Linked DNA regions of Homo sapiens: region 1 is linked to region 2. A link is a loop called in an ENCODE intact Hi-C map of the cell type or tissue named here. Cell type or tissue: dorsolateral prefrontal cortex. All regions are shown on one strand. Each heading gives the region's core, and the rest is flanking DNA. Links, peaks and the distances in the headings are about the cores only. Region 1 overlaps TTC39C-AS1 (TTC39C antisense RNA 1). Region 2 overlaps TTC39C (tetratricopeptide repeat domain 39C).

Region 1 (16,445 bases), core at 4,288-12,287, 49 kb before region 2:
GAAAGAAAGAAAGAAAGAAAGAAAGAAAGAAAGAAAGAAAGAAAGAAAGAAACCAAAACAGGCATAGTGGCATGTGCCTGTAATTTCAGCTACTCAGGAGACTGAGGCAGGAAGATTGCTTGAGCCTAGGAGTTTAAGGTGTATGAGCTGTGATTGCGCCACTGCATTCCCACCTGGGTGACAGAGTGAGACCCCGTCTGAAAAAAGAAAAAAAAAAAAAGAAAAAGAAATTGGTTTAGAGAAGAGTTGCCTTGAGCCAATTTGGGGCATAGAAATGTGTGTTCTACTTCTGAAATGTGAGGAACAGAGAGGGGCAGGATAGTGTGTTTTTGTATACTGCCAAGCTGTTCTTGAGAAGCAATAATTTGTAGTGATCAATAAAGATAACTAACATGTATGAGCACTAATTAGTGCTAGGCTTTCCCCACACACTAGCTCCTCTTGTTCTTATAACAAGTTAGAGGTTATTATATTCTCTACTTTGTAGATGAGGGAGCTGAGGTTCAGAGAGTCCTGGTCATTTGCCCAATATCATAGGACTAGCAGATGTCAGGCTGTTTTTCCTTCTGGAGTCTCCCTTATTGTTGTCCTTAGTTGTCCCAAACTCTGGTTTTTATTATTAAATATTTTTAGAAGACCTACTGGAACCTAATTTTAAACAGAAACTAGGCCAGGTGCAGTGGCTCACGCCTGTAATCACAGTGCTTTCAGAGGCCGAGGCATTTGGATCACTTGAGGCCATCCTGGCCAACATGGTGAGACCCCCATCTCTCTAAAAATATGAAAATTAGCCGAGTGTGATGGTGCACGCCTGTAATCCCAGCTACTTGGGAGGTTGAGATAGGAGAATTGCTTGAACCCAGGAGGTGGAGGTTGCAGTGAGCTGAGATTGCACCACTGCACTCCAGCCCGGGTGACAGAGCAAGACTCTGTCTCAAAAATATATAATAATAATAATACAAATTAGAAAAATTATTTTTTAAAAAGAAACTATAAGAATTTATAAAGGTATTTACACATCCCTGAATAGCCTAACTGATCATCAATTTGTGGGCTGAAATAAATGCTGCACAGAAGTGGTATATCTAATTATTTCTCTGGTGTAGTACTGCAGTCTGAACTGTAAGCATGAAGCTGGTGGAGCTCTCTGGAGCACTCAAGTGGTAAACTACTAAACAGTGGTAAAAATTCCTTTTATCCTGCTGCTCGGGAACCTGTCATTATGGGGAGAGTAAGCCACACCCTTTAAATATACACATGTGGCCCTGGTATCCATTTACACAGCTGCCAGGTGAAAGCCCTTTTGTTTTCCAGCTTCTGTCCTGAATCATCTTGGATGACTGCCTCAGGTCTCTGTGTGGCTCTGACATAATTGATATTTTCGTAACATACCCAGCTTCATTGTTCACAGTTCTGGTCTGTGCCAGTTTATGTGTTTGAGCCTCAGGTAAGTTGAGCGCTGTGGACATATGGGTGTGATGAAATGGTTTCCTCTCTTCCCTTTCCACCTTCGAAACCTAAGCCTTCCTGCAAGGCTCCTAGCCTTCCGGGTTTCCATAGAAATCAGAGCCTGAGGCCAAGTTTAAGGTATAAGGCTCTATCCCAGAGCTGGAAGGGTGAGGGGAAGGGAGTCAATGTGGGGTGATATGAACCAAACTGGCCAGGGTGCCACAGAAACCACACCTGTCACAGCCACGCAGGACTCTCTGGATGGGCCATATGGAGCCACCACACTTCGAAATCGTCACAGGGGAGGAAGAGAGAGGAGCTTATCTCCTGACTCTCTGGTCAAAGCGGGTCCTCTGTGGATTCAACTCTCCCCCATTTTGGGCTATTTACCTTTTAAACAGTGGCAAAGCAGCCATCTTCTAGGTCCCTAGCCAGGGGGCAAGAAGCTTCATCTGAGTCTGCAAGTGCTGGGAACAGCCGGTGCCCTGTGCTAGGGCCCGGGCTGCAAATGCCTACGGCTCCCATAAGGTGGGCATTGTAGCAGCCATGCCTAAGCCCAGCTCTCAGCCCTCACCCTGTGGGGAAGCAGCATCTGCAGATAGTGGCAGAGAGAAGGTGAGACTGGGAAGCTGGAGCTCCCCACTGAGCAAGCAGCCAGGGCCCAGCAGGCAGATGGGGCTGAGCAAATGTGGGGAGGCCCAAAACTTAGGTCCAAGTAGTTCCCTTCCTGATTCTAATGTTGTATCGGAGTATCAGTCAGGGTTCTTACTTGCAAGCCACAAAAACTTACTTTAGCTTCCTTAAACCAAAAAAGAATTTATTGGGTGTACATGGGAGAGCTTTCAGAAACTGAAGAGTGGGCTTATAGTGCAAGCAATGAGAGCTGCCAACTAGGCAGCAGAAACCGGGGCCCAAACACCACTACCATGGGGGCAGGACACTTTCCCTACTACAGCCTAACATCACCACCTCCCAGTGAGACCTCACACCATCAGCATGCCTCCAAAGAGCACAGGGGCTCTGATGTTTGTCAACTGCTCCCCCCAACCCCCAAATTCTTATGTCGAAGTCCTAACCCCTAGCACTTTGGAGTGTGCCCTTATAGGGAGATAGGGTCTTACAGAGGTAATCAAATTAAAACAAGGTCATTAGCATGGGCCCTAATCCAATATAACTGCAGTCCTTATAAGAAGGAGAAATTGGACATAGAGAAATGTATAGAGGGAAGGCAAGGTAAAGAGACATAAAGAGAAGATGGCTACCTACCAGCCAAGGAGAGAGGCCTGGAACAGATCCTTCACTTGCAGCTCTCAGGGAAACCCACCCTGCCCACAGCTTGATTTTGGACTTTAGTCCTCCAGAACTGTGAGAGAATAATTTCTGGTGTTTAAGCCACTCAGTTCACGGTACTTTTTAATAGCAGCCCCAGCAAATACAATCCTGGAAGCCAAGGGGGAAAAGAGAAAGAGAATCCTTACCAATTTGTTGAACTTTTGCAGATTGCTAAGCACTGTGATGCACATTACCTTGCCTGGCAGGGCTGTCTTCACCGCCATGAGACCTGTGCAGTCACACAGTCACACAGCGCTCTGTTCTCAGAAGCACCCAGCACTTGGTTCAATGCCCTGCTGTTGTCATCTTAAAATTCTTCATGATTTTTTAAACCAGGGACCCCACATTTTCATTTTGCACAGGGCCCCCCAAATTGTGTGGGTCCTGTCACCTGGTTATCCCAGTAATCTCGTGAAGTAAACAGAGACTGTCGTTACTTGTGTTTATTAATAACGAAACCAAAGCTGAGAGATGTTAAGCAACTTGATCAAGGTCAACAGACCTCCCCAGAGTTGGATCAGAGATCTGAGATCTCTGATCCAATGGCTTCTGTGTCCACCCAATTTTGAGATTCTGTCATTCTAGAACCTATGTAAAATGTAAGAAAATTTGGAGCTAAACCTTTACACAGCTGCCTTGCCTTCACTCGATTATCCTGTCTGAAGTTTAACACATGAAAGCCAGCTTGGGGTCTTCTGGATAGTCAAGAGGTTCCTCTACCAGCCTCATCTTGGTCACTGGTCTGCTCTAGTCTACTTCTATCTGTGTTCCTGTTAGACTTAATATCTGGAAAAGCAGGGTTCTTACCTGCCCAGGCCCCAGGTCAACCTGGCTTGGGTTCAGATAGAAACTGCTGACCTCAGGTCACTGGATTCATGTCCTAAGCCAAGGTCCGTGAAAAATATTAGGAATTAATCAATTAACCTCTTCCTTGATTCTAGATATTCGCTCTCTCATTTTTCCTGGGATAAACCAACCCTTCTGGTTGGTCTGGTATAAAGTTTCACTGTCTCTCCCATCTCCTTTCTCTCCTCTGTCTTCCCCCTTGAGTCTTTGCTTTACTGATGTTCTTCCATTAGGCCAACTGTCCCTTTCCCTTGACTTTCTTACCTTTTCCCCAGCCACTGTTCCACCGCGGTTTTCTAATAGCCTCTCAGTTCTTCACAGCTCTGCCTCCATCACCACCACATCCTCCCATCGGTGTCCTAAGTAAACATTTCACAAAGTGTTGCTGCATTACTCTTGGGTTCTACTCAACTAGGTCATTTTCCAAGTTCATGAAAATTGGAATAGGTAAGAGGAAGTTTGGGGTTTTAAATTTATTAACCACAGAATGCAACATGGGAGGGTGAGGTGTACGGTAATTCTGTTTTTTTTTTTTTTTTTTTTGAGACGGAGTCTCGCTCTGTGGCCCAGGCGGGAGTGCAGTGGCGCAATCTCGGCTCACTGCAAGCTCCGCCTCCCGGGTTCACGCCATTCTCCTGCCTCAGCCTCCCGAGTAGCTGGGACTACAGGCGCCCGCCACCACGCCCGGCTAATTTTTTTTGTATTTTTAGTAGAGACGGGGGGTAATTCTGTTTTGTCGTTGCTTACTTATCCCCTGAGGCAGACATAAGTTGTTTGCGCACATGTCTTTTTTTGGACAACTTCTCACCCATTGTGTGTGGTCTTGTGGGGCTGTCAGCCTCCTTGGTGCCTTCCCATAGGACCCAGGGTGGCCAATCAGAGTATCCTATCCTCCAGTGATTGGCTCTAGGATTCCCAGGTGACACAAGCAGCACCATCAGAATCATCCTTGCCAATGGGGATCTAGAAAACTGGAGGGAGATGGTCTCTCTTCCTCTACAAATGGGCAAGCATGGAGACCAATGCCAAGAGGAAAGAGCAACTAAAAGAAGTGGGGTGGGATCCAGATTTAAAGACTCTAACTTGATGAGATCTCTAGTGATGGTTACTTGCTCACAGAGTCAATGGAGACCAAATTGACCAGCAGCCATTTAATGTTTTAAGGGCAGGTGGTGTTGGAAAAAACTGAAGTTTGGCAAAGAGGAGTCTTGAATGCCCAGAGTGATCGTGCAAGATGGGAGCTAGTACTGTGCTCAGGATCTTTTCCTTTTTTAATGTGTGGGGATTTCTGTGTTGTTCTAATGCTTGGGGGGTGCTTTTGGCATTGTGAGACAGGAATGCTAGACTCTTGCAATGTGCAGGACAGTTCTACAAAATGAAGAACTTGCTCTCCCTCTGCAGGAGAGAAAAAAACCAAACTGTAGAAAAAAGCAGAATCGTGGTGTCACTGAGTGAACGTATGTATCCAGCCCTGCAGATGCCTGAGATCCACCCTCAGGCTGTACCTTTTCCACTGAAGCCTGTTTGCACTGGGTTTGGTCACTTGCAACAGAAAGAGAACTAACAATTTCACACACAGTGGGACTTACAAGTGCTCTGGTCTTCTGCAATTGCCTTCCATAAGTCTCTAGTCTATACACTCAATTAAAATTCATATTAATTTAAATCCATATTAAATCTTCCATCTGCCCACAAATCTGACCATGTCATTCCCCTGTCCTAAGTTCTCGTTGGCTCCTCTTTGCCTAGAGGCTCCAGGTAAGGCACAGAGAGCCCTTGTGCCTGAGGGCTGACCACCTCTCCTGCCTCGTCTCTGGCCACTTCCTGCCTCACTCTCTATACTCTAGAACAACTGCACTGTTTGAGGATTTCTGCAGTCTCACCTGTCCATGCCATTGCTCCTCTGCCTGGAATCCACTTCCTACCTCTTTTGTCCAGAGTCAGCTCAGTCATCAAACCCCTCACAGGAAGCCTTCCATGAACCCCCAGCTGGACTAATGCCCCTATTCTGTGCTCCCAAAGCACACAGCGTATAACTCTATCTTATGACCATCTTACATTAAAAGATCTGTCAGTGTGTCTGTCTCACCCACTAGACTAGAAGATTCTCAGGTTCAGGGGTTGTATTTTATTCAATTATGTCTTCCACAGCAGCTAGCATACAGTGGCTGGCACATAGTAGGTCCTCAAAAAAGATCCTGTTGAACTGAACTGGTCCTTGTCGTAGGTCAAATATGATGGTGTTTCTGATGAATCATAAGTCATATTGGATGACGTCTGGGATAACCTGCAGTTTACAGAATCTATCATTCTTTGAGTGAACCACTGGTGTGCCTATGACTATTTTTATGGCCCTTGTATGAAAAAAAAAAGCTCTCTAAAGACAAATACTTTTTTAAATGGCTTGAGTTACTTAGTTGAACAGAGGAAAACAAAATGAAAAATGAATGCTTTTCTTTTCTTAAGAGACAAGGTCTCACTCTGTCACCCAGATTGGAGTACAGTGATACAATCATACCTCACTGCAGCCTCAAACTTTTGGGCTTGAGTGATCCTCTTGCCTTAGCTTCCCAAGTAGCTAGAACAACAGGGGCCTACCACCACACCTGGCTAGGCTTTTAAAATTTTTCTAAAGATGAGGATCTCACTATGTTGCCCAGGCTAGTCTCCAACTCCTGGCCTCAAGCAATCCTCCCTGCCTTGGACTCTCGGAGCACTGGGATTACAGGGGTGAGCCACCACACCACACCCAGCATTTTTTATTTACACAAGGCCATTTTAGTTCCCCAAGCAAGCACAGTGCAGAGGCAAACACCACTCCAGAGGCAGAAGTGAGGAACAAGGCTACTAGAGGTGGTTACCTTTCTGGAGCAGTAAGGGAAGTAAGATTGCTCCTGAGCCCAGCCAGCTGTTGTTCTTTGGCCTGGATTTGGGAAGGAAGAAATGAGTCCCTGTGGCATCTAAGCATCCAGTTCCCTATCTGTGGGTATAGACAGCAGCATTCTCATTTTCTCTTTATCATCTCACAGTATATCCTTGTTTTTACTGTTTTTGTCTCAGAGGAGGTGGTAGGGTGAAGAGAGTGAGGAGAAGTGAAAAAATGTGTATTTTTAGCCATGACACAGCCAAATGTTCTGAGTCTTCTTTTATAACCACATTTAAAAATAAATGTCAAGAGTTAGGAATTAAGTGATTTCTTAGTGTCCACATCCTCCTTCCATCCTTAGTGTGGGCGTGTCTCCTTCTGACCTGGTTACCCTTGTGTGGTGTTTCTTTCAACTCCAGATGTATACATTGCTGCTACATGGAATTTTTTAAAGTCATCACATGAAATGCTCTTGTTTTTAAGGTTAAAATATGCACCTTTATTCTGAGTTTAATATAATAATACAACTGTTCCTAGGCAAGGATGTGAGCATGATTTACCATGAAAATCATGCATTCCACTGTGCTTTCACTCATTTTTCGTGCAATATTTCTCAAACATATACTAAGGGTAACAAATCAGGCAATGTACACAAAGATGAATAGCCACACTGCTTTCTGGGAGTTACCATCTGGACAACTCTTTCTCATAAGGGGCTCTGAAATGTGCTGACATTAGACTCACCTGAGGTTATTGCTAAAATGCAGATGCCTGGGCTGCACCCTAATTTTGCTGAATTAGATCATATATGAGATAATGTATTTTCATGCCTTCAAAATGCCTTCTAACTAAGGAATGGTACGACTTTCAGGAAGAACTAATGCCATGAAATTCATAAGCGTGTGTGTGAATGCCCTCAGTCAGGTTTCCAGAAGGTACTAGATTTTAAGTTAACAACTAAGACTGAACCACTGTGGGCAATGAGATCTATGTTTAAACCTCACTGTAACCATTACCTGCTTCATGGCCTTGGGAAAGTTATTAAACTTGTCTTTCTCCTCACATCTTTAAACTTGGGATAAAGCCCACCTTACAGAGTTACTTTGAGAATTAAATGGAACAACATTTGTAAAGTCTTAACCCAGCACCCAGCACGTAGTGATGCTAGCCAGCAGTCATTCTAGATTTTTGGACACTCTTCAAAGATAAGATTTTTTTTCATAATAAAATATTTTTTTTGCCCCAGGTATATAAAAGCACAGGATTCAAGCCATTAACTCCCTTCTCCCACTGCTCTGCACCCTGTGGTTTAAAATGATTAAAATTCTTTTTCAATTAACAGCTTTATTGACATATAATTTATATACACAAAAGTCACCATTTAAAGTATACAATCTGGCCAGGCAAGGAGGCTTATGCCGGTAATCCCAATACTTTGGGAGGCTGAAGTGGGAGCATCTCTTGAGGCCAGGAGTTTAAGACCAGCCTGGGCAACAAAGCGAGACCCTGTCTCTAAAAAAAAAAAAAAATTAAAAATAAAAATTAGCTGCAGTGATGTGTAGCCTGCAGTCAGGAGGCTAAGGTTGGAGGACGGCTTGAATCTAAGAGTTTGAAGCTGCAATAAGCTATGATTGCACCACTGTACTCCAGCATGGCCGACTGAGTGAGACCCTGTCTCAAAAAAAAAAAAACAAAAAACCCAATAACTAAATACAAGTCAGTGGTTTTCAGTGTATTTACAGAGTTATGCAACCAATCACCACTATCTAATTTAGAACATTTTCAAGATTAGTTTTTAGAATGTATGTGTGTGCCTTCCTTAGGGTAAGTGAGCTTATCCTACAGAATATTTTTTTTTTTTTTTGAGACAGGGTCTTGCTCTGTCACCCAGGCTGGAGTACAGTGGCACGATCATGGCTCACTGCAGCCTCAACCTCCTAGGCTCAAGCCATCCTCCCACCTTAGTCTCCCAAGGAGCTGGGACTACAGGTGTATACCATCACGTCCAGCTAATTTTTGTATTTTTTATAGAGTTGGGGTTTTGCTATGTTGCTCAGGCTGGTCTCAAACTCCTGAGCTCAAGTGATCCACCCACCGTGGCCTCCCAAAGTGTAGGCATTAGCCACCATGCTCAGCCCAAATTTTTAAAAACAAATAAACAATATTATACACTGTAGCAGTTATTTTCTCCTTTACATACCTTAGGAGACTACAGATGCTTTCTTTAAGGTATTATTTTCATCTTTCTAATTTACCTCCTGCAATTGTCTTCAAAAATTTGTTCACATCGTTTTAAGTATCTTCGGTTGGGGTAGATCATCTTTTGAAGATGGACGTGAAAGTAATCAAAAACAGTGATTATCTGTCTTCATTGACCAGCAGAGGAATACAAACTGGTTAATGCTATCGGGGCGGGGGCGGGTGGGGGGGAGACGGCGATCAAAAAACCAAGGATTAACTGTAAATTAGTGAGACAGGCGATCTACTGTGGCCCATATCTGAACTCTAAAGGTGTAAAGAATGAACAAATTAATAAAAACATCAGTAATTATCAATGCATAAGATATAAGTTTGTTATAATCATCTAGGGAGATAGTGTTAAATCAGTCCAGGAATAAATGGATTCTGACAAACTTGGCACCAAGGTCTACTATGACACTTACCATATTGTGCTATGAATGTGTATCTGGCTACGTGTCTCATCAGGATGAGCTTCTCTAGGGCAGGGGCCTTGTCATATTTGCCTAAATATTGCCAGCACTTACCCCTGTTGCTGACACAGTCGGAGCACCCAGTGAGTATACTACGAAAAACCAGAGTATCAGGCTCATGAGCTCTAGGCTGTGCATAAAGGAGATACCTGTTATGAATTACTTGCAGATAGAAAACTTTTTCTTCAACAGGTTCCTTAAGTTACTTTAGGGGAATTCCGTGGCACAGAGTTCTGGGTTGAGACACACGGATTGCTAAGTAACCCCAGAGCAAAACATAAGTGACTTACCAACAAGGAATTATTTTATATTAGCAATGCATATGTCCTTGTAAACAAGAGCTGACTGCAAAACATGTTGGACACACAGAACATAGAGGTGCATTTTAAAACTCTTCATACCAAATATTATCTATTTCTTTGTCCAAAATAATACTTAGGGATTATTAAAGCAGAAATAATTCAGGTCCAAATGAAGAACTCTAAAATGTAGATATTTTTACTATCTTTATTTATTTATTTTTGGAGATGGAATCTCACTCTGTTGCCCAGGCTGGAGTGCAGTGGCATGATCTCGGCTCGCTGCAACTTCTGCCTCCTGGGTTCAAGCGATTCTCCTGCCTCAGCCTCCTGATAAACTGGGATTACAGATGGGTGCCACCAGGCCTGGCTAGTTTTTGTATTTTTAGTAGAGACAGGGTTTCACCATGTTTGCCAGGCTGGTCTGGAACTTCTGACCTCAGGTGATCCACCCACCTCGGCCTCCCAAAGTGCTGGGATTACAGGCATGAGCCACCTCACCCAGACTATTTTATATTTTTATACATTCTGAAGAAAATCTGTACTTCTTCCTCATGCTGCATTAACAATAGTGAACATGTATTGTTTATATTCGAAACAGTTTAAATTAATCATCTCTATATGATGCAACTAGTTATTTAATTGCACAGACTTTATTTTAGCTGGGAATTTCAAGATACTGTTGACAAGTAAATATGTGAACAGAAGGACACACTGACTTTAATATCTGAAAATAAATTGTATAGGTTCTAATAATATCTTGGTATTACAGATTAACAAAGCATGTTCACGTGCCCACTATCTCATTTACTTGCCTTGAAGGTACTGATTATCTTCATATTATAAATGGGGAAATTGAGGCTGAAAGAGATGAAGTAAAATTGCCCCAAATCACAAAGTCAGTGCATTGCAGGACCAGAGTCATAACCCACGATTTAGACTCCTGGCCTAATCTCCTTTCCCCTCTGAGTCCAACTCATCCCCTCTGTAGCTCACCCTCACCATTCAACTTACAAACAGGTCATGAACACCTACTGCATGCTCTCGAATGTCCGAGGGAATCTGACTACACTTTAAGATTTGGAAACAAATCCACTCTGAGAAGCAAATGCCAATACTGCTGCTGCTTCCACCCAAAATAGATTCATATACTTTGTTAGATGAACCAAAAGGTATCTCCTTCTTCCTCCTGCAGTCAGGGGAGAAGCCTACTGATTGGAGAGAAGAGCTCGGACATGCCATTTGCCTTCTGTTTATGCAGGAAAAGATTAATACTACCTTAGCATAAGCCCAGGATTTTTAGTAGGAAACAAGGTAAAGTTACGTGAATAGAAGGAAAGTACCTTTCTTGTTTAGATAACAATGGGGAATCCAGATAGAAATTAGTCATAGTGCCACTGTTGGTTGGAGTGTAAATTAGTCCAACCATTGTGGAACGCAGTGTGGCCATTCCTCAAAGAGCTAAAAACAGAATTCCTATTCGACCCAGCATTCCCATTATTGGGTATATAACCAGGGAAATACAAATCGTTCTGTCATAAAGACGCATGTACACATGTCTTCGTAAAGACACATAATTCAACTGCAGCACTATTCACAGTAACAAAGACATGCAATCAAACTAAATGCCCATCAACTGTAGATGACATAAAGAAAATGTGGCACATATATACCGTGGAATACCACACAACCATAAAAAAGAATAAGATCATGTCCTTTGCAGGGACATGGATGGAGCTGGAGGACATCATCCTTAGCAAACTCACACAGGAGCAGAAAACCAAACACCACATGTTCTCACTTATAAGTGAGAGCTAAATGATGAGAACATATGGACACAAAGAGGGGAACCACAGACGCCAGGGTCTGCTTGAGGGTAGAGGCTGGGAAAAAGGAGAGGATCATAAAAAATAACTATTGGTCACTGGGCTTAGAACCTGGGTGATGAAATAATCTGTACAACAAACCCCTGTGACATGAGTTTACCTCTATAACAAACCTGGACATGTACCTCCAAACCTAAAATACCAGTTTAAAAAATTCTAGTGGAAAGATTTTTTTTGCTGTTAAACAATCCAGAGAAAACCCACCAGGGCACTGAATAGAACCTGCTACCATTTAACACTTCCCTTATCCATGGGACTGGAACTCATCTACTTTCCTCTCCAGGGACTCAGTAGACACATGTCTTGAAACCAGAGACGGCCTCTCCCTCTGCAGAACAAGTCAGTAGACAGACAAGAGAAGTAATGGACATTCACCCAAGGCTGCAAAATGTGCAAGTCATGAGGAGGGACCAAAGGAGAGGAAAACTTGATTATCTCTAAGGAAGAGGGAGGGATGGTAGATCCAGGGAACAGGGACTATCAATGAAAAGGAAGGAGATGGGTTAAAGGGAAGGGAGGCATAATGGGGAGAGAGAATGAAACTATCTGAAGACCAACAGAAGACCTGCAGTCACACTCAAAGACACACCCCAGTCAAGGGCTAGTGCAGGAGAGATCACTGCTTAAGCTTCCCAGGGGAGGAAAGCGGTGGAGGAGAGACAATGCCTTCTTCCCCAGTTTTGTCCCTGACTCTCTACAGCAGCAGAACAATGATCTCTAGTAAACACCTGCCTAAACCATTACTGCACTCCAGTGGCTATGTGGTTTATGAAAAGGCAGGTGAGGAGGCGTCCAACCCAAAGGGGGATGGTTTCCTGGCCCATGGTAACTGCTGTGGTTTCCCAGGGCAGCCATGAGTGTCCTCTCAGAGACACACATCCAACTGCAAAAACAGCCAGGTGAACCTCACTGGTCCACAACTATGTTCCCTTCCTTAGAGGCAAGTTAGTGATCCACCTATGAGCAGAAAAGGAAGGAACTTGCTGTATGGTTTGTTAAAAGAAAGACTTTAGATAAATTAACAGAGTTTAATTGAACAAAGAACAATTGGAGAATTGGGCAACTCCACCATCAGAATAGATTCAGAGCAACTGGCGCTGTCATGCGTCAGAGAGGATTTATGGACAGAAGAAAGTAAGTGACATAAAGAAAACAGAAGTGAGATACAGAAACAGTCAGGTTGTTTACAGCTCGGGGTCTGCCTTATTTGGCTACGGTTTGAACAGTTGGCTGCTGTGATTGGCTGAAACTCCGCTACTTGTTACAAGAGTTTGTTACAGTCTGTTTATGCATCCAGTTAGGCTACAGTTCACTATGTACGGAGAAATCTTTAGGCTAAAATACGTAAGAAGGCAGCTTTAGGCTAAACAATTTAATAGGTTTTACATAGCAACCCTTGACCTGATTTGCCTTCTAGTTAAAGGTAGTTAATTAAATCTTACTTCACCTTCAGTAGAAGAGCTGAATGGGTAAAGCTAGCACAACATAAAAATAGTGATATTAATTTCCCTACTCTCCTCCTTCTTAGAATTCCAAACATTTTGGGAACCTGTATTTATTTTGATGGATAATATGGATTTACAAAAAGATGCACAAAGGCATGACTGTTAGCATCACTGAAAAATGTAATACAACCAAAGTACACACAGTAAGGTTTTCTTGTGGTACTTTATTCTTCGAATGCATTTAAAGTATAATTCCAGGCCAGGCATGGGTGGCTCATGCCTGTAATCCCAGCACTCTAAGAGGCCGAGGTGGGCGGATCACCTGAGCTCAGGAGTTTGAGACCAGCTTGGACAACACAGCGAAACCCTATCTCTACAAAACATACGAAAATTAGCTGGGTGTGGTGACATGTGCCTGTAGTTCCAGCTACTCAGGAGGCTGAGGTAGGGGGATCACTTGAGCCTGGGAGGTGAAGGCTGCATTGAGCCATGATCTCGCCCCTGCATTCCAGCCTGGGTAAAGAGTGAGACCCTGTCTCAAGAAAAAAACCGAATGTAATTCCAAAAATTCAAAACATGTTCAGGAAGACAAGGGTAGGGTATGTTTGTTGATTGTCGCTCTCACATCCATTCCCTACCTCTCTTTTCCTAACAGATCTGGGATTTCCCAGCCAGGTAGTTTGGGTGAAATAGGTTCTACCCATCCAGGTCCTGGAGCAGACCCTGACTGGCATAATCCAATTAGCATGATCTGCCCCTCCTACTCACATTAATTGGTGCAAAGATGGGCACCTGACTACAATCTTGCCAATTAAAGCCAGTGAGATTTAATTAGGGGATTTCAGTTAAGCTGTTAGAGAAGCAATGCCTTCCCGCTGGATGTAGCCAGCAAGCATGTAGCTCTGGGAGCTTCCAAAAACCTTTTGGGACCAGGAGAGGCGGCCCTGTCTGAGAATAGAGCCAATAAACACCAAAGTGGCAAAGCTAAGAGGTCAAGAGGAGAAACTGGGTCCTGGTTAGTGTTGAAGCCAGGGATACAGCCTCATTTTGTAAAACTTCTCTACACCAATCAATATGTTTGCTTTGCTGAGCCAGTTTGGGTCAGGTTTTTCTGTCATTTGCAACCACAACACCTTATTTTTTAAAATCTACCTTCTTTTACTGATCATTTGAAATTAAAGTTTCATTTTCACAGTGAAATCAAATGAAGAACCACAAAATACTGGCAACACCCACTGCAGAAAGGAAGTGGGTTATTTCCACCACTCGCTGGCTTTTCTTTTTCTCTTTTTTTCTCCCTTTTTTCCACTCTCTCTGTCTCTCAACTTCCAAAGGAAACACTCGGATAAATCCTATTTGGCTGAAGTCAAGTGCACTGAAGACTGCATTAGTTTTGCAGGAAGGTGCTGAGAATCTCACAGTGTCAAGTATATGGTGTCCTGGAGTGTTAGGAATCTAGATTTTCCTTCCTTTTGTAGGTAATTTGCACCATGACTTCTTAGATATCACTATCTGCCTTTATAACCTGACATTTTTATCGAGTGGAGAAAACACAGCCTTAACTCTCCCTTGCAATGTGAATCCGGGGCAGGTGTCAATGCCAACTACAGCTGCCACAAGTATTACTAGTCCACGTGTTCTCTTCCTTCAGGATTTGGAGGCTCTTTTTGTATCCCTCACCACGGGCAAATATTTTAAAATGTCCCTTCATGATGATGATGCTAATGTAACTGTTTTGGTACCTGGTTAAATCCAATTTTGCACATATCTGGTGTGTATTACATGGTAGAGTTATCCCTCTATCCACGCCACCCCTCCCCTGCCTATTGTGGGGTGCTGGGCGGTTGCAGTGGTCCTTGCCTTAATTGTTCAACAATTAAATTTCCCTGTCTGCACAACGGACTGTGTGAGGTTCTTGAGACAGAACTAGCCCCACAAAGAGTGCTCTGACTTTGCTCACCCCTCCCCACATCCTCAGCTGCAGGGCCTCAAGTATAACTCATAAACATAGTGTCATCAATTCCTTGAAATTCTTGTTTTTTCTTCCCAGTAATAGGGACATACAGGACTGTGCTTGGCTGTCTTTCTCAGTTGGGGGACTGCAGGCTATCTCCTATGTCTGATATTTTGCTCTTGGCTTCTCTCCCTTATTGACTAGACTGCTTCAGGGATCTGGGCAAATGGTTCCACAGATCCAAAGTTCCAGCAGCCTGTAAGTGCATGTTGTCAGGGTGACCTCGGGCAGTGTGTGGCCAGGGGAGCCCTCCATGCCAATGGCCTCATGTGGGCCTCAATGAGCAGTACAGTCCCTAAGACCTGCGTTTGAGGGCCCTGCCCATCAAAACACACACACACACACACACACACACACACACACACGCATAAATTTATTTAAAAACATACAAGCACCTCTGTAACTTGGGATCTGGCATTCAGTGCTGCCTCAGTGGGGTGCATAACCCTCAACATCCATTCTCATGATTGATGCCATGCAGGCTCCAGGGAACGCTTCTTCTCATCTTTAGCTCAGTGCCCTAAAAACAAAAGGTTACAGCCTCTCAGTGCCATGAAGGATGGTGACACTGCTGATGTTTGAGACTAACATTATGTTAAATCCAAGAAAACCTAGATTTTCTTTTAAAGGTCAGCTTGTCAAATCCTTCTTCTCAGACAGCATGAATGCAGTGACTCCTGCATTACAACGTACTGTTTCCCAAGGATGTGAATCGTCCATTTTCTTGCTTCTGTCAGTGTTCCAGTTTGTGGTTCCAGATGTACTCAAGAATTAGCATGGCTTTGCAACAGTTACACATGACACTTAAGGAGTGGCAGTAATTCTTATTACTCTAAAATTTCTATTTATAAAAGTTGAAAATCCTGTATGGATTTAGATATTCTTATAAGGGATGGTACAATTTACAAAATAAGTAAAAGCAACTTACATGACAAAATTATTTTGCATTTTTCTGTAATAACTTATTATATTGGTCCCATGATAATGGATGACATAATGTTTAAAATTCAGGAGTTATTTCTAAACCTGAGGATTGCTTTCATTTAAAAAAAATTCTGTTATAAATGTTTCAGCAAAGTTTCTTCAAGTTGAAATTAATAAACTACACTCTAAAAACGACAGCGACTCAAGGAAGGTTGTCCAATTTGGCATTAGAGCATAATCTTGATTGCAACACTACATTAAGGGATTTTGCTAAATTAGAGAAAAATAAATTTGTGGAAAAAACATAAAGATGATTTATGAATTGCTTGTCTCTAGAATATTAGGCATCCAGATATCACCAGCCCATCATCAGAACAGTGAGACTTCTGTGATAATGGTTAAATTCAGTCACTTTTGATGTTTTGCTGACATTTGGTCATATGAACGCCAAAGCTTTGCAAGAATAATTGGCAGTGTGAGAATAGAACACACTTTGGCAGCTGAATTTATAACTTTTAAATATTTGGGCACATGGCATATAGGCCTCCATTTCTCCTCCTGCCCCACTGCGCAAATGTTGGTGGCGGGCTGGAGTGGGTGGTACCGGGATCCGAGGGGCTCTGCCTTGCAGTCCCGCAGCGCGGGGCTCCGGGGAGCTGCGGGGCAGGTGCCA
Region 2 (16,445 bases), core at 3,749-11,748:
CTGCTCAGAACTTTAGTACAGTTTGCAGTTTCTTAAGAAGATATACATTTACATTGATATATATTTCTTTTTTTTTCTTTTTTTGAGATGGAGTCTCACTCGGTCACACAGGCTGGAGTGCAGTGGCGCGATCTCCGCTTACTGCAACCTCTGCCTCATGGGGTCAAGCGATTCTCCTGCCTCAGCCTCCCAAGTAGCTGGGATTATAGGTGCCTGCCACCACATCTGGCTAATTTTTGTATTTTTGGTAGAAACGGGTTTCACCATGTTGGCCAGGCTGATCTCGAACTCCTGGCCTCAAGTGATCCACCCGCCTCAGCCTCCCAAGGTGCTGGGATTACAGACATGAGCCACCGTGCATGGCCAACATTGATATATATTTCTTAATATCAGAATTCTTCATAAACTGTGGGGGTTTTATGGTTATACAACCCAGTTATTCAACTTTAATGTGTATTTAATAGCACTTCTTCTCAAAAATCATAAGATGTCATTCTTAGACTATTGTATAGTGTTTCTTTCTTTCCTTTTCTCCCTCCCTTTCTTTTTTCCTCCTTCCTTCCCTTTCTGTCTGCCTTCCTCCCTCCCTTTATTTCTTTTTGGTAGCAGGAAAGCAGATGACATACAGAGAGGAAAACCTATGCTTGTAACAACAGCAAAACCAACCAAACTGACCTTTACTTATATATAGCTTACTTTGATACTTTAATAAAACTTTTGAAGAAGGAAGTATCTCTTACTGCTAATATTTGAAGTCATAACAGATCATTATAAAATATAACAGCTCTGTATTGAAGACAGTTCCGTAGAGGAGATAACAAAAATATATGAACCTGATGTGAGTATTACACATTGTATGCCTGTATCGAAACATTTTGTGTGCCCCATAAATATATACACCTATGTACTCATAAAAATTAAAAATTAAACATTAAAAAAGTATATGAAAGAAGGAACACTGTCTTATTCATTTAGCCATGTTTATTTTATACATGGCATGTTTATTTGTAGTATAGCTTTCTCAAATATAATCACAGTTGCTTTAATATGGCAAAAATGCATTCTGTTATTAAAACAGAGCCTGTTATACGTAGGTTTTATCTATTATATGTATGATTTTTGTGGTCTAATAGTGCCTCTACTAGAATGGAAATTTAAAAATAGCATTTATAGTTTAATAATTTGCGTGAGACTAATAAACCAGCGAATTTGGAAAACGCATACACGTGTGTGCCTTCCAAAATGTGCTATGAAGTTTTGCCATTTTGAAATACTTGATAAACTATAGGACACTAATATATAATTGCATAAGCAGTTAAGGACTCGTGAGAATGAACTGATTTTGTTAAAATTTAAATTTTAAATACCCTATTTCTGACTTCTTTAAATAAATGAGGTGTTTTTATGCCCTGCCTTTTTTTGCATTTATGCAAGGCTGCCCATAGCCTGAAGGCAGGGGCCAGTTATGCCTGTATGAGTAGGAAATTAAAGGCCTTTACTATTCTGATTTGAAATTTTGAAAGAAGGACATGGTAAGTATTTGAGATAAATGTATATTTTTGGTTAAAACATGTAACTTTTTTTTTCCTATCTCTATTCTTCTGAAATAGAATTAGTTTTATATAGCTTTGAGAAAATATTGCTTTCTTTTTGTGCACTCTGCTCCTGTTCATTAAAAAATTATAAGTGCTATATTTACCTTTTAAGGTAACGTTTTCATAGGAAGTAGCAGCGATTGCTGTTTTGAGGTTGTTTTTCTTAAGTGGGCTTTTCAAAGACTAGAAGTTATTTTTAGGCTGAGGTTGGCAATCAGTGTGTAGGTAGAAAAATAGATTTGTTATTTTCCATTGTAGAAATATATTCTTTGAAACACTGTATTTACTTTTTAAATTGGTAAAATTTAACAATACAGTTATGGAATGAATATGTCAATACATGATTATGTGGTTCTTAAGACGCGTTGGCCAACTCAAGAGAAAATTTTATAATTATGATAGGACTCCTAGCTCTTATAAGAAGTGGCCTTTATAATGCCACCTTTAGTACTTTTCAGCATTCTACAGGTGGACAATTCAAGAACTATATTTGTAAAATAATGTTTTAAAGAGAGCCAACGGTAAAGGCAGGAAATCACTCAAAACATTTTGTATGTTCCAGAGACTACTCAAATATTAATCCTGTTTTCAGGAGTAACTTCGTAGGCGTGGAAAAGATTTTTGTTTATTTAGACCAATTCATTATTTATTAACTTCATTCAATAAATAGTTACATTGTACCTACTACATGCCAGGCACTATGTTAGTGAGTTTGTTCACTCAGTCAGCCAGCTCTGTAACATGGAAAGAAATGGGAACAATTTCACCTATCTCATAGCCACCTGAAATAGCTCAGCATAGATAGTTTTCTGTTCATTTGCTTCTCAGGCTGTTCCCTCACTCACTCATTCACTCATTCATTTGCTTATTCATCAAGTACCCATTGAGGGCATTCTGGGTGCTGAACCCTGTGCTGGGTAGGCACTGTGCGGGTGTGAGTTGTGTTCTGAAGGGTGAAGGCTGAGGATCTTGAGAGCCCAGAGGAGGGATCCAGCCCGACCCGAGGGACCAGGAAGAGTGGTCTGGAACCAGCACCCTTTGGACCTAGGCTAGAGGCCGAGCAGGAACCATTGAGGAGAGAGGCAGGAGGTCAGTGGCCCAGGCGGGAACCCTCACACCCAAGCCCCAACATTTTTATTTTGTTTTGGGAAATGTATAGGATTAAAGTAATAACTGGAAAGGAAATAAATGGAAACACGGAATGGAAACATTTCCTATTTTCCCTATTGTTATCTGAAGACAAACTTAATTTTTATGTTGCTACTTTCTCTCTTAAATATCCTCTTACTAAATAGTCTGTCGTATTAATTAGACTGGGTAGTCCTAACTCAAGAAAGCATTTGGCAATTAAAAGATGGAGGACTCAGGGTCTGACCGTTTTCCTTGGCCTTCATTTGGCTTTCTCTCTCTTTTCTCCCCTCCTTCTTCCCAGGCCTGGCTGGCTGGTGCCTGGACACCATTTGGGGCTCTGAGAGGGTTGTGGCTGCCAGCCCCCAGTCGCCAATGCCTGGTCAGGCACTCGTATCCCCTGTCCTGTTCACCATTTCTCCTTTCTCATTGTTCTCATAATTTGTCCTGCTTAAAACTCCTAGGTTCTAAGGGACACCCCTGCATTGCTTGCCTTTCCTTTGCTAGACACCAGAGAGAGGCTAAAAAGTGAAATGTGGCCTGGTGCAGTGGCTCATGCCTGTAATCCCAACACTTTGGGAGGCCAAGGCAGGCAGATCACTTGAGGTCAGGAGTTCAAGGCCAGCTTGGACAACACGACGGAATCCTGTCTCTACTAAAAATACAGAAATTAGCCAGGCATGATGACCCATGCCTGTAGTCCCAACTACTTGGGAGGTAGGAGGATGGCTTGAGCCCGGGAGGTCAAGGCTGCAGTGAGCTGAGATTGTACCACTGTACTCCAGTCTGGGTGACAAAGCAAGACCCTGTCTCAAAAAAAAAAAAAAAAAAAAAAAGTGGGCCAGGCACAGTGGCTCATGCCTGTAATCCCAGCCCTTTGGGAGGCTGAGGAGGGTGGATCACCTGAGGTCAGGAGTTCGAGACCAGCCTGACCTACATAGTGAAATCCTGTCTCTACTGAAAATACACAGTTAGCTGGGTGTGGTGGCGGGTGCCTTGTAATCCCAGCTATTCAGGAGGTTGAGGCAGGAGAATTGCTTGAACCCGGGATGCGAAAGTTGCAGTGAGCTGAGATCATGCCATTGCACTCTAGCCTGGGCAACAAGAGCAAAACTCCATCTCAGGAAAAAAAAAAAAAAATGCAATTCTGTTTTTGTCATCTTGTTGTTGAACTTGTCTGTATTTTAAATTACTTTCATGACTGAGTATATTTTGCCATACTCAGGAGATGCATTCTTCATGTACGTGTGTGCTAGAAACGCATCAGTCAGAGCAATAGTCCGTAGGAAGTAAGGGTCAAGGGCCTGGTTATTATTGTTTTTAGGGTACCTCTTAGAGAGCGGCTCATTAATGATCTACCTGTAGATAATTACTACCTCAGGCTGTAGGAATGGACTGTCCAGCCTCCTGCTTATTCTTCCCTTCCGTGGGGAGGAAACCCAGAGTCGACTGGCCCCAAAAGTCTTCCCATCCCCTGCCTGTTACAGGCTAACAGCTTCACTGATCTTGGTGAATTTCATGGCTTCTCAGCACCAGCCAGCGTATTACGAAGTCTTTTTGCTGATAAGATGCAAGGCCATATCACAAGCAGTTAACAAAAATAAACAGAAACTGCAGTGGCTGTAAATGCAAACATCGCTGTACACACAGGGGCCATGCTGTCTGGGGACAGGTACCCCTCCAGGCCTGAGGTGCCCCTGACCTGCAGGGACATCTGGGGTGAGCTGGTGGTGGCTACAGACTCCCATACTCCCCAAAAGGGTGGGCACATGATAAAAACGAGTCTGAACAGAAGACTGGACCTATTCCAAACATTTGTGAATCAAACACTCATAAACTAAAGGCTGGGGTGGTCAGTGGTTTTAGAGGCATGCCGTCCTTTAGATTAAAAGGTCCCTAAAGGTCATGGTTTGAGTCATGTCTGAAAAGCAAATAAAGTCTTTCCGTGAATTTCCCCACAGCTATCTTCTGGTAAAGGAAATAAGCACGTGTGCTTTTGTTGGTGAAAGCAGTTTTACAGGTTCAGGTGATGAAGGTCTTCTATCTAGTCATTTTTTGACCCTGTGAGGACAGTTCGTCAGATGAAATGGGAAGTATGAATTTTGTAGGACGTGGTTGGTTGGTTCACTAAACAGGCATGTACTGGGGACCTGTTAAACTCCAGATTCTGTCCTAGGTGGTCAGGACAGCAGCATGTAACAGAGATGGGGTCCCCACTCTTGGGGACTTCCATTTATTCAAACAAACAAATAATGACACAAATATCAAATAGTAATAAATGCTCTGCAGAGAATTAAAATATAGAGAGTGATTGGAGACATATTCATGTATCTTTAAAAAGAATACTAGAGAAGAGAAGATCAAAGATGGCAAGTAGCCTTTTTCAGATTTCATCAAATATGGTGTTAGGGGGCCCTCATTTGTCCACAAAAAATATGGTGACAAGGGATGATGACGTGAGTCAGAGTAAACACCATTTACTCACTTTGCGTCACTGTTTATTAGAAGGGCTGTTCGGACTTTCTAGTTGCCAAACTGGACCGTGTATGCTCTCTGAAGAGCGGGCGTATTCTTGGTCATCTTTGTGTCCCCAGCACATAGCACTGGGCCGGCTGTGTACTTGGTGTTCAGCAAACATGTCTTGAATGAGTGAGTGGAACAAAACTAAATTCATTAGAATTTTTCCTAAAGCCCTAAGTATAGAAAAGGTCACTTTTTATTCATTTTAAACTGAGGAATATTATCCAGTCATGACTTAGATGGGTGATTTTAAAATTAAATATCTTGCTTTAAAAAAAAAATTATTGCTTTTTTTAAAGAAAATTTACAGTTTTCTCTTAGATAACTTTGGTGGAGCCAAGGAACAAACTGGAAAACTATAAATTATTTATTAGACGATGATCCCGAATTTTATTGTTTTTGTTTGGTGTGATTTCTTACTCACCCTCCTAGTTATTTGGCTTGGAAGGAGTTGATGTTTTAATCCTTCCAGGAGCAGGCTCAGTGTCAGCTACGTACTATGGGAAAACATTGAGAATTGGAAATTTATCATGGATCCTTAGAAGATGTGGCGCAGTGGAGTGTGCAGGGCATGGAATTGGACCTGGGTGACTGTACCTGTCTCTCAGGCCTGTTGGGAGGAGGAGACCTCATGAATGAGATAGAGCCACTGGGATTACTGTGAAGTGATTTAACTTTTTAGGAGAATCACAGGTAATGAATTTTATTTTATAATCTGATTTGTAGCAGGATTCAAAAAGGGACATTCCACAGATGCTGTCGAATCATATATGAGATCTCTAAGGATGCTATCTGTAATATATAAAGGAAGCATTGAGAGGACTTTTAAAGTAAGATGCTTTCAGAATAAATCAGACATTTTCCTTTGGAAAAATATTCTTAATAACAATATGAATCATGTCAAGAAAAACCCTTCGAATAAACCATTTCCCATTTTATTTTCCTTGGCCACCGTCTGAGGGAATAGGTTGCTTTTCTTAGACCTTTGATGTAGAGTTTCCCATTTATCACTTCCAAGACACCTTTCCCTTTTCTGCATATAGAAGATGCTCTGTTTAATAAACCATTGAATGAATGCCACGTGAACAAGGTGCTGAAGACATCACTGTTCTTCCTTCCTGTCGTAATATGAGTAGAGACAAGTCTTTCTCTTTAGTTGGTGAGTGATATAAAAGCTTTTATGTTCTGTGGCACTGGCTGAACAGATATTCCTTTCTCTGTGATTGCTGCAACATCTTTGAATTAAGGTTGAGGCCTCCAAGTTGCTCCCATAATAGTTTCCCGTGTCTGAATGGTGTTACAAAGTAAGTTCAACAAATTTGGAAAACATAGCTCATTGCAGAAGCAATAAATTAATCTTATCCATTGATTGTTGCCACAGTGTATTCAAGTTAGAGAACTTGAGATATAGAACAGTAAAAATGAGCCGATAGCCCAGGAACCACAAGTACAGACTATGTGGGGGCTACATTCAGACCATCAGGTCTCCTGTGAAATTGGGACATTTCAAGCCTTTATTTAGTGCTGACTTTTACGTGTTCAAAGCACATATTTTTAGTTTTTAAGTCAGCCCTCATCAGATTATCAGACTCCTTATTATAAAACCCTTTTTGATTTTTCTTGGCACAGTGGGGGAGGAGTTAGCTAAGTAGAGAGATTTCACAATTAAAAAGGAAAAAACAACTTTTTAAATAAGAGAATGAGCAAAAGTGGCCTTTTCCTCCCCTTTTTTAAATTTTGAAAGGGATGCATTAAAAATCTTATTTATACTGCTTATATGGATAATATAAAAAGTGATCCTCAAATCACTCGCATTTGTTTTTGGAAAAAAATGCAGAAGACTGTCTTGGGGAGTAACCTCATATAAGTGAGGACTGTTCTCTACTTCTTGTGGGTTCAGTTCACTGCCAGCCTTGTGCTAAGGGTGCTCTGGGTCACAGCTGGGCTCTGAGAGGCCTCAGCTTGCCACTCAGTGAATCACTCATTCCCACATAAGCAGGATTTGGCTGTCTTGTATTGAATCGCCCCATTATTCTGTTTGGTTGGCTGGATGATATATTCCGTTGAGAAAATTGTATCAAAGCCACAACCGAACCACAGGGATGTAGAACAAGTAAATCAACTTAAATGATGCATTTTTCTCTCTAAAAGGAGTGTAAATGTAGGAAGTATCTGTGGTGACAGCTTGAAAACAGAGATGATGATTAGAGCAGTTTCAGTCGTGACTGTTCAACTCCCCCCTGTACACACACTTGGCACTGAAGAAGACCCCCTTGATCTTCTTGCCCTTCACAACAATTTTTTTCATTTTTTGTTGTCTGCATGTGTTGAAAAGTGTAGGCAGAACTTTTGTTTTCACATTAAATTCTATCAAAAAACATTTTTAGGTCATGATGATATTCCATCTGGTTATTTATGAGTCATTTATTCTATTATAGAAAGTTTTTTCAATTAATTTGTTAAATTTGTGGTAAAATATACATAACAAAATGTGTCATCTTATCCATTTTTCAAGTTTACAGTTCAGTCATGTTAAGTACATATGCATTGTTTTGCAGCCAATCTGCAGAACTCTTTTTCATCTTGCAAAACTCCAACTCTGTGTCCATTAAAGAATGGCTCCCCATTCCTTTCCCTACCTCCAACCCCTGACAACCACTGTTGTGCTTTCTGTCTCTATGAATTTGACTATGATAGGTACTTCATAGAAGTGGAATCATACAGTATTAATCTTTTTGTGACTGGCTTGTTTCACTTAGGATTATGTCCACAAGGTTCATCCATTTTGCCACATGTATCAGAATTTTCTTTTTTTTAAGGCTGAATGGTATTCCACTGTATGTATATCACATTTTGTTTATCCATTCATCTGTCTATGGGCACTTGAGTTGCTTCCATCTTTTAGCTGTTGTGAATAATGCTGGTATGAACGTGGGTGTACAGATACCTGTTTGAGTCCCTGCTTTCAATTCTTTTGTGTATATGCCTAGAAGTGGAATTGCTAGATCATATGGTAATTCTATTTTTTCAGAAACTGCCTATAGTTTTCCATAGTGGCTGCACCACCTTATACTCCCACCAACGGTATGCAAAGGTTCCAGTTTCTCCACATCCTTTCTAACACTTATTTTGTTTTATTTTTGATAGTAGCTATCCTAGTGGGTGTGAGGTGGTGTCTCATTGTGGCTTTGATTTGCATTTCCCTAGTGATTAGTGATGTTGAGCTTCTGTTCATGTGCTTATATAGCCATTTGTATATCTTCTTTGGAGAAATGTCTATTCAAGTTCTTTCCCCAGTTTTTAATTAGATTGTTCGTTTTTTGTTGTTGCTGAGTTGTAGGAGCTCTATGTATTCTGGATATTAACCCCTTATCAGATATATGATTTGCAAATATTTTCTCCAGTTCCATAGGTTGGTTGCCTTTTCACTCTGCTGATTATGTTCTGTGAGGCACAGAAGTTTTAAATTTTGATGTAGTTCCATTTATATACTTTCATTACCTGTGCTTTTGGTGTCATATCCAAGAAATTGTTGCTAAATGCACTGTCATAAAGCTTTTTTCCAATGGTCTATTAAAACCCAGTTTTTCTCTGTTCTGGATAATGTTGCAACAAACAGCTTCATGCATGTAGTTTTCTTTTCTTGGCATTGTTTTACTTTTCTTTCGGAAGGAAAGATGAAATACCAAACCAGTTTGTCTCCTTAAAACCCATTTTTGATGATAACAAGCAGAGCAGAGGATATCACTTATCCTTTTGGCAAAAATTGTGTTTCTGAAGGCGAGGTCTGAGGCATTAGAGAAGCATTCAGTGTTGTCCTTTTTGCTAATTGTACACAGTTAACTCCAGTGGCCCCCTGGGTCTGTGATTTTTAAACAGCATGAGTCCCAGAAAAGCAGAGCTTCCATTAAGAGCAGCAGGGGTGAGTACATGCAGTTTTTTCTTCAACCCTCAGATCTCAGGTCTCAGGGCTGCAGTGAAAGATGTGGATGACAGCTGTGGGCTGATTAGATTCAGGTGGCCCCGTGCTTCGTTTATAATCCCCAGGAGTCGAAACCCCCCACACATTTGAAGGGGAGAAAAGTATTTTGGAAAATTCTAGGAACTAAACATTAAATAAGTTTAGAACATTTTCAGAAAAATGAAAGACAAAAAAATTCCAGCTATTCACTACTTTGGGCAGTAAAATTGCATTTAAAGAAACATACTCAGTGAGGGACTGTTTTACAGTAGTGATGCCTGCTTACCTGAGTGAGAAATGTTCCTTTGAGAATCAAATATATACATTCTCTTCCACTGTGTTTCAGGAAATCATCATCAGTCCAATTTTTAATATATTGGAGAGACCTTAAAAAAATTTCCAAGGCAATGTTGGCGAATATCAGAATGAGGATCAGTTGCTTCCTTTCATTCACAACAGGTTTCTACCTGTTGTGACTCATACAGAGAGAAAATTTTAGAGCCGTTTTATTACTGATGGTTCATTTTAAAAAAGCAAATGCAGTGAACATAAGAGGCCCTCTCATGAAAGGATTCCAAAAGACACCTTATCTTTTGTAGAACATATGTATGTTTGTTCTGTAATTTTTTTTTTTAGAGACAGGGTCTCACTATGTTGCCCAGGCTGGTTTGGAACTCCTAGTCTCAAGCAATCCTCCTGCCTCAGCCTCCGGAAGTGCTAGGATTATAGGTGTGAGCCATCATGCCTGGCCTTGTTTTTTAACTTTTTATTTTGGAAAATTTTATACATCTTGAAAAGTACATAGAATCATTTAATGAATTCTGATGTTCTTGTCACTCAGCTTCAATAATTATCAAGTCAGGGCCAGTCTTGCTTTATCTATCTTCTGTTCCCTTTTAATCTCTTTGCCCCAAATTATTTTGAAACAAATCCCAGTCAATGTCTCATTTTATCTGTAATTACTTTCGTACATCCCTCTAAAAAGTAGAAAATCCTTTAAAATATAGCCACAGTACCATTACACACCGAAAAAAAGAATACTAATTTATTAATATAATCAAATAGTCATCAGTGATCATTTATCTGATTGTTTTTCTTTTTAATATTTTTCTCTTTGTCATAAGGAAAAACTTACATACAGTAAAGAACTTTCACAGTGTAAACATCAATGTAACTACTATCCAGGTAAAGTTATCAGGCATTTTCAACACTGCAGTGCCCTCCTTTGGGCTCCTTCTTAAATTGATATTCCCCCAGAGGTAGCCACTGTTCAGACTAGAACATTAGAAGTGAATAGTGGTTTTGGATTTCATATACATGGACTCATCTAGGATATACTCTTTTGTGTCTAGCTTCTTTCACTCAATGTTATTGCTTATGAGATTAATTCATGTTATTGCGTTGAGTGAATATGCTGTAATACTAGATCTGTTCTACCGTGATGGATGCTTGAATTATTTCCACTTTGTGGCTAGTATGAATAACACTGCTATTAACATGGTGTATGTGTCTTTTGGGGGAACATAATCATTCATTTCTGTTGTGAAAATTACTGGTTTACCCAGTAATCCCATGATTGGGTATATACCCTAATGAATATGAATTGTTCTGCCATAAAGGCACATGCATGTGTGTGTTCATTGCAGCACTATTCACAATAGCAAAGACATAGAGTCAACCTAAATATCCATCAGTTGGAGACTGGATAAAGAAAATGTGGTACATATACTGTGGAATACTATGCAGCCATAAAAAAGAATGAGATCATGTCCTTTGCAGGAACATGGATGGGGCTGGAGGCCATTAGTGTAAGCAAACCAATGCAGGAACAGAAAACCAAATACTCCATGTCCTCACTTATAAGTGGGAGCTAAACACTGAGTGCACTTGAACACAAAGAAGGGACCAACAGACAGCAGGGTCTACTTGAGGGTGGAGGGTAGGAAGAGGGTGAGGATCGAAAAACTACCTATTGTGTACTATGCTTATTACCTGGGTGATGAAATCATTTGTACACCAAACATCTGTGACACACAATTTACCTATATAGCAAACCTTTACATGTACCACTGAACCTAAAATTAAAAAAATTAATGACAACTATATGTGCATAAAATTAAACCACTGTTAAATTCATTAGAGGCTGGACGCAATAGCTCACGCCTGTAATCCCAGCATTTTGGGAGGCAGAGGCAGGTGGATCACTTGAAGTCTGGCGTTTGAGACCAGCATGGTCGACATGGTGAAACCCCATCTCTACTAAAAATACAAAAATTAGCCGGGTGTGGTGGCATGAACCTGAGGTGCCAGCTACTTGGGAGGCTGAGACACAAGAATCACTTGAACCCAGGAGGCGGAGGCTGCAGTGAGCCGACCACTGCACTGCAGCCTGGGTGTCAGAGTGAGACTCTGTCTCAAAAAAAAAATCATTAGAATAAATAATAAAATTATCAAGTTCATAATAAAAAAAGTTACTAGAGTAGGCATACGTTTAGATTTAATAGACACTGATAAACGAAGTAGGAGAAAACTAGTTGCTCCACATCTCACTAACGCTTGATATTGTCAGTCCTTCCTGACAACCTGATGAGTATGGTGGTATCTCATTTTGGTTTTAATTTGGATTTCCCTGATAACTAATGATTTTCAGCACTTTTTAATATGTTTACTGACTTTTGGATACCCTCATTTGTGAAGTGCCTATTTAAGATTTTGGCCATCTTTTTAGGAAGTTTTCAGTCTTTTACTGATTCCTGGAAGTTTTTAATGTATCCTGAAGATGAGCTCTTAGTTGGATATGTGTATTGCAAATATCTTCTCCCAGTCTGTGGTTTGCTTTTTCCAATCTCTTATGACTGAAAAGAAATTCTTAATTTTAATTGTCTTGATGTCTGTTCAAGTAAGCATCTAGCTTTGTTGCTGTTCTTCAGATTTGATTTGGCTATTCTAAATTATTTACTTTTCCATATAAATTTGTTTAATTTTTTAAAAAACTTTTAAGTTCAGAGGTACATGTGCAGTTTTGTTACATAGAAAAACTTGTGTCATGGAGATTTGTTGTACAGATTATTTCATCACCCAGGTATTAAGCCTAGTACTAATTTTTTATTTTTTCCAGTCCCCTCCCTCCTCCCACCCTCCATCGTCAAGTAGGCCTCCGTGTCTGTTGTTCCCCTCTATGTGTCCATATGTTCTCAACACTTAGCTCCCACTTATAGGTCAGAACATTCGGTGTTTGGTTTTCTGTTCCTGCATGAGTTTGCTAAGGATAATGGCCTCCAGCTCTATCTGTGTCCTTGCAAAGGACATGATCTTGTTCCTTTTTATGGTTGCATAGTATTCAATGGTATACATATACCACATTTTCTTTATTCAGTCTATCATTGATGGGCATTTCGGTTGATTCCATGTCTTTGCTATTGTGAATAGTGCTGCAGTGAACATACATGTGCATGTGTCTTTAGAACAATTTATAGTTTTTTGGGTATATACCCAGTAACAGGATTCCTGGGTTGAATGGTATATTAGTTTGTTTTCACGCTGCTGATAAAGATATACCTGAGACTGAGACTGGGTAATTTATAAAGGAAAGAGTTTTAATTAACTCATAGTTCCACATGGCTGGGGAGGCCTCACAATCACGGCAGAAGGCAGAGGAGGAGCAAAGTCATGTCCTGCATGGCAGCAGGCAAAGAGAGAATGAGAGCCAGGTGAAAGGGGAAATGCCTTATAAAACAATCAGATCTCATGAGGCTTATTCATTACCATCCCCCCATGATTCAATTATCTCCCACCAGCTCCCTCCCACAACACTTGGGAATTATGGGAGCTACAATTCAAGGTGAGATTTGGGTGGGGACACAGCCAAACCATATCAAATAGTATTTCTGCCTCTAGGTCTTTGAGGAATTGCCACACTGTCTTCCACAATGGTTGAACTAATTCATACTCCCACCAACAGTGTAAGAGTGTTCCTTTTTCTCCACAACCTTGCCAGCATCTGTTGTTTTTTGACTTTTTAATAATAACCATTCTGACTGGTGTGAGACGGTACCTTATTGTGGTTTTGATTTGCGTTTCTGTTTTTTTTTTTTTTTTTTTTTTGAGACGTAGTCTCTCTCTGTCGCCCAGGCTGAAGTGCAGTGGCGCGATCTCGGCTCACTGCAGCTTCTGCCACTCAGGTTCCAGTGATTCTCCTGCCTCAGCCTCCCAGGTAGCTGGGATTATAGGCATGCCCAGCTAATTTTTGTATTTTTAGTAGAGATGGGGTTTCACCATGTTAGCCAGGCTGGTCTCGAACTCCTGACCTCAGGTGATCTGCCCGCCTCAGCCTCCCAAAGTGCTAGGATTACAGGCGTGAGCCACTGCGCCTGGCCGTATTCTTTTAAAGATAAAAAATTCAGTGAGTTTGCTTTTATTCTTCCAGTTTGTATTCTGGACTATAAGATTTAAAAGTTTATTTCATCCTTTTTCCTATGCACAAAGTCCTGGGTCCCAACAAACACTGACATACTTAACTGATTGCTTTCTCACGTACTATGACCCAGCAGCCTTAGCATAACAGTACCCATTTGTCCAATAAGAATATGATTACGAAAATAGTTAAGATTTTTCTTTTGGCCACATTTTGGGGTCAGTTTTTAAGGGTATTTCACAATAGGGATGTACTGTCAGATTACTGTGTTGTAAAGTCTCTTGGACTAGTTCTGCTCTGGTATTATATTACCAACTGGATTTGCTTTTAGGGACATTTAAGTCACTTTCTTTTGACTTTAGGGGTTGCATTATTAACATTTAACTCAGTATTACTGTGAATAATTTTTACATGGTTCCAAAATGAAATCTATAAAACAAGATGTATAAAAGGGAGCTTCATTTCCATCCTTTTTTCTTCTTCCCTATTCCCCTCCCTCACCTTATAGGTATCAATTTTGAAAAAAATGTTATAGATTATCCTACCATTGTTTTTTCAATATCAGCAAATATTTAGTCTTCTTTTTTTTTTTTTAAAAAAATAGGTTTTTCACTATGGTTTATTTCACTCACTCCATTTTTTGTGTATCTTTTGGTAGTTAGAAAGGTTTGTATTTGGGTTCTAATGCTTATACTCAGCCTTCACATAGCATTCCCACTCCCCTCTTGTTTGGTCTTTGTTGGTTCCAAATATGAGGAGTAATTGAAATGAGCTAGGAGCCTCTTCCTCCCCGTCCATAGCACTGGTTTTGAACCAATGACCTTCGTACTCTTTGGGAACATTTCCAGATCTCTGGAATGAATGCATTTTGTGTAGAGACACATGCATGGTCCACAACTGATTAGGATGCAGATGCAGTAAGTTAACTTAGGATCACTTGAAATAAGTAAAAAAAAAAAAAAAAAAAAAAAGCGTGGGCTGGGTGTGGTGGCTCACACCAGTAATCCCAGCACTTTGGGAGGCCAAGGAGGGCAGATCACTTGAGGAAGGAGCTCGAGACCAGCCTGCTCAATATAGTGAAACCCCGTCTGTATTAAAAATACAATTAATTAGCTGGGCATGGTGGTGCCTGCCTGTAATCCCAGCTACTCGGGAGGCTGAGGCAGGAGAATGGCTGGAACCTGGGAGGCGGATGTTGCAGTGAGCCAAGATTGCACAATTGCACTCCAGCCTGGGTGACAGAGTGAGACTCTGTTTAAAAAGAAAACAAACCAAGGACCAAGTGAACCATGTTAGGTCGAGCTCTTCTAACAGCAAGTGATGTGCAGCCTGAGAGGACGATCGCCCGTCCTGCAGTGCATTGTCACGTGCCCGATGCACCCGGGTGCTGTGGGGGATGCAGACAGTTCTTCAAGGAGGGAAAATGGTTTCCTTGCGTTGTTGCTATGGTTTCTTTTCCCCCCTCTTAAATGATAAGATGGTAGGTGAAGTCGAAAGGGCCAGGTTAGGTACCATGAATAATTAATTGCCGCAGCTCTCAGAAACCTAATTTTAGCCAAGAATAAGAAGCAGATGTGGCAACAGTAGGCCCTAGTTTCAGCTTCCTTCATTTTTCAAATGGCAAAGTGGCTAATATTTGAGCAGGGAAAGGGAAAAGGAGGGAAAAGCTGCAGTACTCAGCACTTGATTGAGATGTGTCTGTTCCTGAAAGGCAGAATTCTGTGTCATCCCTTCCTTCACTGACTCGGATTTGTGAAACACCTGCTATGTGTGTAAGGTGGATATGATATATAGTAGGGTAGGGTAGGAGCCCATACTGTTATTCCCATATAGTGCTGTGGAATGAGAAAAACTAATGTGTATTTTGAGGCAGATTGTGGGGATGACAGATGCTACAGGAGTGTGCCGTTTGATCTAGGTTCATGGGTGTGAGCACTGGTTAGGGATTCCTCACAAGGGAATTGACCCCCTCACTTTTTTTCATGTAGGTTTAAGTAACCTATTAAATGGGAAAAGCAGACTATTATTAACTGTAGAATTTAGGTAGGTACTAAGTAGATGAAAAAGAAAATGGCAACAGAAGGTTAATGTAAAATAGAGTCCTGGATCTCACACACACTGTCTTTCTCTGACACACACACAGTGTACCAGGAGAAAAATGAATGTGTGTACCCTTCAATTCAGTAACACTACCTCTAGCATTTTATCCCAAAAATATATTTGGCCTTGCCTGCAAAAACATATGTACAAGATGTCCATTAGGCATATGTGTGTGTATACACACAGAGTCACACACATGTAAGTGTGCACCTTCTCTTTCCCGTAGACCCACACATACTCTCACTTTGCATATATTCTGTATTTATAGTCAGAGATTGAATAAATTGTTTCATCCCTTTTTATAGTGACCATATAGTATTTGCATAATAAAAAATCAGTAAAACGATTTTCATTTAAGAAGGTAATTACAACTAGCTTTTCCTTTTAGTGCAATTTATAGAAATCTGGATTTTGTACTATTTTGGATTTTGAAGCAGAACATTTATATTCTTTTATTCTTTAAATTGGTATTGATTTGGTTTCATTTTTGCCTTACAACAAAATCAGATGATTACAAGGGGGGAATGGCTGACTCTTAGCGAGGCATTCCTAAGGTTCTGGGATTGATGAGTAAGTGTGTGAAGTCTGACTCAGTGAAGAGACCCTTTGATCTACTCTAGAAACTATACTGATTTTCTGTGTTGAACATTTGTAACAAGTTTTGCATTTTAAAAATGATCTAACTGGTAACTGTAGAAGATTATTTTAAAAATGAATAATAACTGTC

Evidence for each region. A loop is a pair of places that touch in the nucleus more often than their neighbours do. Peaks named below come from ENCODE experiments on the same cell type or tissue, not always from the same donor. Only the 100,000 strongest peaks of a DNase experiment are listed, where the experiment ranks them.
Region 1: it touches region 2 in a loop (2.0-fold over the local background); 16 of 110 quality-filtered maps call a loop at or near these places.

What each region holds. Positions count from the first base shown.
Region 1 is chr18:23,997,674-24,014,118 of GRCh38, forward strand. It overlaps TTC39C-AS1 (TTC39C antisense RNA 1), which reads right to left. Exons shown (of 6, transcript NR_110796.1): 2 at 15,244-15,368; 3 at 8,694-8,813; 4 at 3,892-3,986; 5 at 2,716-2,889. It also overlaps a transcript of TTC39C not described here. Among named protein-coding and RNA genes, the nearest start is that of TTC39C, 8.9 kb to the right of the region's middle. RefSeq lists an enhancer at 12,327-12,456 and a silencer at 16,318-16,445. In dorsolateral prefrontal cortex, for the core only: no CTCF peak of the experiment used is centred there; no DNase peak of the experiment used is centred there; H3K27ac peaks cover 1,179 bases.
Region 2 is chr18:24,047,028-24,063,472 of GRCh38, forward strand. All of the region lies in intron 1 of TTC39C (tetratricopeptide repeat domain 39C), which reads left to right. Among named protein-coding and RNA genes, the nearest start is that of TTC39C-AS1, 40 kb to the left of the region's middle. In dorsolateral prefrontal cortex, for the core only: no CTCF peak of the experiment used is centred there; no DNase peak of the experiment used is centred there.